Regions from separate parts of the Homo sapiens genome. Here all the other regions are linked to region 1. Evidence: chromatin loops called from intact Hi-C (ENCODE). Cell type or tissue: heart right ventricle. All regions are shown on one strand. Region 1 overlaps LOC102723406 (a long non-coding RNA gene). Region 2 has its middle 210 kb from the start of LINC02344. Region 3 holds the start of LOC102723406 (a long non-coding RNA gene).

Region 1 (2,500 bases):
CAAAAAGCTCAAATGGACAACAGCATATGAAAATATGCTCAACTTCACTAGTTCTCACGGAATTGAAAAGTCAAGCGGCCAGGTACCACTTGAAACCGTCATGTCAGCAAATACAATTAATCGGGTGCACTAAGTTTTGGTGAAAATCTTGATCATTGCTGGTGAGCTTGAAAATTAACATAGCCCTCTTGGAGAGCAATTTGTCAATATTTGGCAATGTTGAAACTGACCTATGGCCCAGGAATTCTACTTCTAATTTCTTTCTTTCTTTTTTTTTTTTTTTGAGATGGAGTCTCGCTGTGTTGCCCAGGCTGGAGTGCAGTGGCAGGACCTCGGCTCACTGCAAGCTCCACCTCCCGGGTTCACGTCATTCTCCTGCCTCAGCCTCCCAAATAGCTGGGATTACAGGCACCCACCACCACGCCCGGCTAATTTTTTGTATTTTTAGTAGAGACGTGGTTTCACCGTGTTAGCCAGGAGATGATCTCTGTCTCCTGACCTCGTGATCTGCCCGCCTCGGCCTCCCAAAGTGCTGGGATTACAGGCGTGAGCCACTGCGCCCGGCCTCTACTTCTTCGTTCTTTAGGGTCTACTCCCATATACACTAGGCATGTGTGCTAGTGTAAATGTACAAACATGCTAATTGTATTCTTTGTAATTTAAAAAGTGGGGAAAAAAGTCATGCTCCTGAATAGAATCGATTTAAAAAATAATTGTTTTTATTGAAAAGTTTATTAAACAATCTTAAAGCTAGATTTACATTGATATTCACAATGATAAATTCCTAAAGTGGCCGGTTAAGTGCAAAATGTAAATTGTAAAAAGATATTTAAAGGATATCATTTACATAAATTTAAAAACCATGCAAGATCATATTTAAATAAAACTATGCATGGAAAAAATAAGAAAAATCACGTGGGAACAATATAGACAAATTTAAGGAGGTTCACTCTGGGGAGGGGAGGGATGAAGGTGGGGCCTTACTGTATCTTCAAAGTCTTACTTATTTAAGGAGAAAAAAAAGCAAGTTGTTTCCAGTAATACTAACATCTAAACATCTTGGTGATGATATATTTGTTACTTTTATTGTTAAAAACAAAATTTCTCATTTTATTTTGCATTTTGAAAAAGGAGACAGGAGGAGAGAAGAATCATGGACTCCCTGGGCACAGCACCGCAGGTGGCTTTGCCAGTTCTCCCAGCCCCGCGCTGCTCCTGCGCCTGCGCTGAGCCTCCACGTGTCCTCAGGAGACTTAGCCTAGCCTGGGTATCACCAGCAGTGGGCCAGGCCGCTTTGCCTTCAACTCCCAACAGTAACCTTGCAGAGGTCAGCCTGGGGCCACCAGGAGGAGTTAGTAAGAGCTTATCCTGTGGGGGCACTCACTGGGGCTGGTGGCCGGGAAATCCCAGGTGTTTTGTTGGTTTGAGTTTTGTTGTGTTTTTATTTTTCTTCCGCTGAGATCAGGACTGAAGCAGGGACGCAGTGCTCAGCACGCCCAGCCCACCGCGGGCCACTGCGCGGAGAACCTCTGCCAGGGTCGCCTGCTCACGTCCCCTAATCCGCTCCTGGCGCGCGTTCCTGTCCTCCTCCTGCTGTGACTAGTGTGCATGGAAGGGCACAGTGGTGGCAGAAAGACTTGTGGCGAGATATCAAGATCCACAGGAAGTCATAAGAGAAAAAGCATTTTGTTTGAACTCCACCCACTGACCTTTTGTGGGTGAGCTTTCGGTGAAACAGCAACATCCTCAGAAATCTTAGAGACACGGCTTTGTAACCCGGGGGAGAGACACCGCTTCCAAATATAATTGACGTGGCTTTCCTGCCTTAATTCGGGGTATCCTTTTTCCACCACATAATCTTCCCTTTGTCCGCGCTGATTCCTGTTTAGTTTGGCAGGGCCAGCTGCTGGCAGGCTCCCCCAGTGCTGAATGCTCCGCGCTCCACTGTGCTGGGCCTGCTGAAAAAGCAGACAGCGCTCCCTCTCCCCCAGAATCAGGAGCCAAATGCCACACCGATTGTGCAACTTGTCTCTGGTTACCAGGAAAACGTAAAGAAATGCCAATGAAGCAGAAAGGTCGACAAAATTCTTTCCAACGCTTGAACAAAAAAGGTATTTTTAGGGCCCTAGATTTATGGAAGTCAATTCTTCCACTCCTCGCCAGGCTTTCAAACCTCCTATTCTTTGCACTACATTATTTGAATAAACCGTAAATACCCTTAGTTGCTCTAATAGCAACTGCTGGTCCATATTGTGCAAGGCGGCCATGGTCTGAAGACCTTGTTGAATTTGAAAGACAGAAGTTCCGTTTCTGGCACATAAACTTGAATCAGGGCTATAGTTAAGAGTGCCAGTGAGGTCCACATTTTGACAGCTAGATAAGCAGGTCATTTATTCAAAAGGACTTTGAATCCATGCCCAGAGTCAAATGCAGTCCTTTGTAAAGCCCAGCAGGCTTGAAATAAAAACTTCTTAACTGAGTTGATCAGTGTCCTGCATTT
Region 2 (2,500 bases), 63 kb before region 1:
TTAAATAACCTTATTTTGTTGACTAAAAGTAATTAGTATTTTATGACATTTATTTATTATGGCTGTTAACATTACAATTTATCCTGGCTAATTTCATCAGTAAACACTCTTATGAAATGATACTGTAGTTTACTTTCAACCAAGAATTGGTTGACTTTGATACAGTAATTAGATTAGGATTCCCACGTCAGATTTTCTTTCAAAAATAATTCCTATTATTATGTGGAAGCCTCCTTTTCTGATTTTTTTCTCTTATTTTCTAAGAACATAATATGTAAATGGATGTATAATGAATATTTGTGGCAAAAAGCATTTGTCTAAGAAGAATTAAGTTGATTCAGCTGTTAAAGGGGTCTTAGTTGTTAGAGCTTTTTGGCGGTTTATTTGCTATAATCAATAGACTTATTAATACTTTTAATTTTAGCCTAATAGTACTAATAGTCACATTTTGACTAACTATTGGGCCAGTTTTTCTTTGTCATTCATTGGTAGTTGAGTCTCTGTAGCCTTTATACTGCCCTATTTTTGGTTTGCCACATTTTAAATCTCAAACTGCCTATAATTTATACTGTTAGTCTTTGGAAATAAGTTTGAATTGACTATTCTGCTAAACTCATTTTAATGACCATGCTCCCTTGTGATGAGCTAAATTTATTTATTATTGTGTTGTCGTATTAATTTTTTTTTTTTTGAGACAGTCTCACTCTGTCGCCCAGGCTGCAGTGCGGTGGCTCAGTCTCCACTTACTGCAACCTCCACCTCCCGGGCTCAAGTGATTCTCCTGCCTCAGCTTCCTGAGTAGCTGGGATTACAGGCAAGATTAATGTTTTTTATTTGTAATCAATTTAAGCCTAATACATGTTCTAATAATTTTTGTATTTCATATATGGATAAATTATAATAATTCTTTTAAAGTGAAAGTATTGATGAGAGATACTTTTTTTTGGAATAGCTCATTTTAAGCCCCTGATACTTGATATGGATAAAATATTTTCAGTGTTTAATAAAATGTTGAAATATATTTAACTTTACTAATTTGAGCCCTGCCAATTATAATACTTTAGAAAAAGTGAAAATATAATAGTACATTTATAAGGCTTTTAAGTATTCACAAAATAGTCATTTCCCAGTAGATGTTTTTCAGCTCTTATGATACAGTGTTTTCTTTTTCTTTTGGCCATGTATTGATCAGAATTAGTCATTAACTTTACTAACAACTGGATTTAGTTTGTCAGCCTTGATGGTTTGGTTACACAGATGTAGCTATTGTGTCAACCCCACTGTTTTAAATATGTTCCTATGCCAGGTGAAATTTGATCCCTTTAAGCAAATTTCTGTTAAACACTTTGTGTCAGTTTCAGTAACGTTTCCCCAATGAACATTCCTACTGTACAAAATTTTACATATGTGTATTTACATATTTATACTTTTTTCACAAATGTGGGAATTTAGGATACTATGTTTGTAAAAATTGGGCAATTTTTCTTGAAGATAATTTTTAAAATTACAGCAAAACATAGGGCCCTGAGAAGAAGAGGTAAAATATATGGAAGAGCAAGTATGTATAGATAATTTTGTAACGTAACCTTGAGAGAAATATAGAAAACTGAGACAACATAAGCCAAAGGAAAGGAATTGGGATGTAAAACCTTTAGGGTAGAGCAGTGCTCTGCTGTGGTCATTTATGCCTTGGCATTAAGTTCTTTTGAATATAAAACAATGCATTTAGAAGGATTTTAAGACTATATCACAGTGCACTGGCATTTTCTTCTTCAATTTTCCAGGGCTAAATAAGGTAATTGAATAATAAAACTTAAAAGCATTTTTCATTTCATGAAGATCCAAGAAAAAATATTTCATAACAATTTTTATTTACAAGAAGGAAAAACATATTCATAAGAATCTTAGATGATTAGTAGGTTAATGAAATAAAAAGTTTGTTAGGAAGAAGGAATACTAGTTATTGAACAATGCCAATTTTTTCTATTTAAAAATATTTAAAATGCCATTAGTTGATTTATTTAATGAGCCATCAGCCTTTATTTTAGATTCACTATAACTCTGATCTCCTAAACCTGCTTTTCCTATCAGGTCTTAAATATTTCATCCCTGCTTTCTTTTACAATATAGTTTTTGGGAATGTAACTATCATGTTGATAAGTAATGCTAGGTGAAGGAAAAAGTTAAAACAACTCCAATGCTAGGCAGTGATATACCATAGAAAAATAAATGAGCCAAAGATAGGGGAAGTGATTTTTTTTGGAGGAAGAAAACAGAAATGAGAACAAGAGGACATGGATGACTGCTGAAAAACTGACCAAGTTCCTCTTCAGTCTTCTAACAGAATTTGGAAGATGTTCTTAGCATGCAACTGTTGGTTGAAAAAAACCCAAATGTACAAGGGCCATCAGTTCTTAAAAGTGGAATAGTGCATAGAAAGCTTATTGACACAACATAGCAGTTTGATGAAATGGACTGAAGCCATTTCTGTGGAGTGGAC
Region 3 (2,500 bases), 56 kb before region 1:
GCACTTTTTTTTTTTTTTTGAGATGGAGTCTCACTCTGTGGCCAGGATGGAGTGTAGTGGCGCTATCTTGGCTCACTGCAACCTTCGCCTCCAGGGTTCAAGTGATTCTCCTGCCTCAGCCTCCCGAGTAGCTGGGACTACAGGCACCCACCACCACGCCTGTCTAATTTTTGTATTTTTAGTAGAGACGGGGTTTCACCATGTTGGCCAGGATGGTCTCGATGTGTTGACCTCATAATCCACCTGCCTCAGCCTCCCAAAGTGCTGGGATTACGGGTGTGAGCCACCGTGCCTGGCTGCAAGCATTATTTTAATTAAAAATTTCCCAATAATTATATCAAAATTTTAGAATTTATAGTTTAGTTTTCAGGATTCACAGCAAATTTTTTAAAAGATTTCTATTTTTAACATATTCATTATATTATTATTAGAGTTTGGTGAATATGCTAAATGCCTCTCCCTTCCATGAGTTTATGAATTTCAATTATATCTTCTCTTCACCATTGGGTATCTGGCCTAATCAATATTAATAGATATTTAACCACATTTTAAAGCTATAATAATTAAAATAGTATAATACTTATATAGGGAGGAACATTAAATACTCAGGAGATGTAATTTTTTTAGCCTCTTAATTTGGCAGTGTATCTCAAAATGTGGTATGTATCAAAATAATCTGGCCCCAATTTCATAACTTCTAAGTGGGATGCAGCTCTGCCATGTATTTGTTGAAGGCAGTGATGGTGGCAGTGATTCTAAAAGAGAAATTCTCAATTTTGTAGCTGATTCGCATAGAGGGCTTGTGACTCCATCACCTACTGTCTGTGTGACCCTGTGCAAGTTACCTAACCTTCCATGCCTCAGACTCTTCCTCTCTAGAAGAACTGAGCATAATAATAGTGCCTTCTTCATCGGATTATTATGATAGTTACATGAATTAAGACATGGAATGTGCCAGGTACTATGTATAGTAAGTATCAAATATCTGCTATTATTATGCTAAGGCCTGTTATTACAAAGTAAAGTTACCTAATATTTATTATTTTTTACGTGTTATAAATTGTTAGGCACACTGAAGATATAAATGCATGATCTCATTTATTTTTCATATCCACTCAATATGCTGAATGTTGTCTTACCCATTTCAGAGGTTGGAAAAGTGAGGTCCAGAGAGGCTTAGCTGGCTGAGTGTGACTGAGAAGAAAAGGCTTGGGGCTGCAAACTCCACAGAGATAAAGGTGAAGTAATTTTCCAGTAAATGTTGGGGTTGGGATCAAAATTATGTGTAATTTATTTCAAAAGCCCTCCTAGTGTTTGGCACATTTTAAGCATGCAAACTTTGAAAGCATACCTTGGTTTTCCTGGGTTCATCTGAGGGCATTTTCGTTTAGTAGGTCTGGATGTAGGGCCCAGGAATCTGCATTTAACAACAAACACTCCCAGGTGGTTCTGAGGCTGGTAGTCTAAGGATCACAGTGTCAGAAACTCCGCACTAGGTCATGTTCTGAGATAACTAAGAAAGGATGTAGGAAGTAATCATAAAGGGTTTCAAAATGTGTTTAAGGTCATATGTAACTAGTTAGTATCTGAACTGAAACTAGGTGTTAGGTGCCCTCTCAATCCATTCCTCTTTTTCACATCAGAGACCTTAAGCCTGGATTTTTCTCTTAGCCTAGCATCAAATCAGCTAAGCCCATGTCTGCTATTTCTCTAACCTCTTGCTGGGCTTCAGCAAAGCTTCTGCAGGGGAGAGGGCTTGTTTATTTTTAGTCAGAGGCCAGACCAGCAGAGGAGCTAAAATGCTCCAACTGTCTGCATTAACTTTTCATGAAGTTTTTGGGAAAGAAGAGAATGGCCTTATTAGGTGTAAACCTTTTTTATCCTGAAATTATTTTGTAATTGGGAGGTTTGTTTTTATTATAAATTTCAATACCCTGGGTACATTCTTGTAAGTTCTAATGCTATTCTCTAAGCTGCTGATCATCCCAAACAGCTGTTCGTTCCTCTGTAGTCCAACCTAACCTCAGTTAGATTTTTGAGAGAATGGATGGTGATCTAATGGAAAGAGTAAACAACTTGGAGTTAGGAAATACTGGTTAAGCATTGTCCTGCTAGACACTAGTTAAGTGAACCTAGAAAAGTCCCTGATCCTCTGCAAACTTCAATTATTTCACTTAAAAAATTGAGATAATAAGGTCTTAGTATCTAACATCAGAATTATGAGAATCACATGAAATAAGTTAGGTAAATGGACTTTGCCCACTCTTCTATGATGTTCAATCTCTTGTTAGTATTAGACCCATTTTATAGTCTGACCCATTTTTATTGTCTGATGTGGTATTCCTGAGGCCCCAGGTTTGGAGATAATAATATTTCTTCTTCAGAAAAATAAATGACAGAGCCATGGCTGTGGAGCTTTCATAGACACAGGGCTCTTTAGCTAGTGAAGCAAGAACTGGCAAAGTAGGAACACACAAAAGTTAATGCTGTCATGTTTACT

The links. Hi-C counts contacts between places; a loop is a spot of excess contacts. Peaks named below come from ENCODE experiments on the same cell type or tissue, not always from the same donor. Only the 100,000 strongest peaks of a DNase experiment are listed, where the experiment ranks them.
Region 2: a loop joins it to region 1, with 3.0 times the contacts of the local background. A loop is called at or near these places in 16 of 110 quality-filtered maps.
Region 3: a loop joins it to region 1, with 7 times the contacts of the local background. A loop is called at or near these places in 17 of 110 quality-filtered maps.

Annotation. Positions count from the first base shown.
Region 1 is chr13:33,609,302-33,611,801 of GRCh38, forward strand. LOC102723406 (a long non-coding RNA gene) reads left to right here. Exons shown (of 6, transcript XR_007063750.1): 5 at 1,132-1,327; 6 at 1,466-2,477. It also overlaps a transcript of STARD13 not described here. Among named protein-coding and RNA genes, the nearest start is that of RFC3, 210 kb to the right of the region's middle. In heart right ventricle, a CTCF peak has its summit at 1,367 (motif pointing right); DNase peaks (open chromatin) are centred at 1,230 and 1,920; H3K4me3 peaks cover 1,411 bases; H3K27ac peaks cover 2,500 bases.
Region 2 is chr13:33,545,973-33,548,472 of GRCh38, forward strand. It overlaps a transcript of STARD13 not described here. Among named protein-coding and RNA genes, the nearest start is that of LINC02344, 210 kb to the left of the region's middle. In heart right ventricle, no CTCF peak of the experiment used is centred here; no DNase peak of the experiment used is centred here; H3K27ac peaks cover 31 bases.
Region 3 is chr13:33,553,580-33,556,079 of GRCh38, forward strand. LOC102723406 (a long non-coding RNA gene) reads left to right here and starts at 1,154. Exons shown (of 6, transcript XR_007063750.1): 1 at 1,154-1,238. It also overlaps a transcript of STARD13 not described here. In heart right ventricle, no CTCF peak of the experiment used is centred here; no DNase peak of the experiment used is centred here; H3K27ac peaks cover 1,428 bases.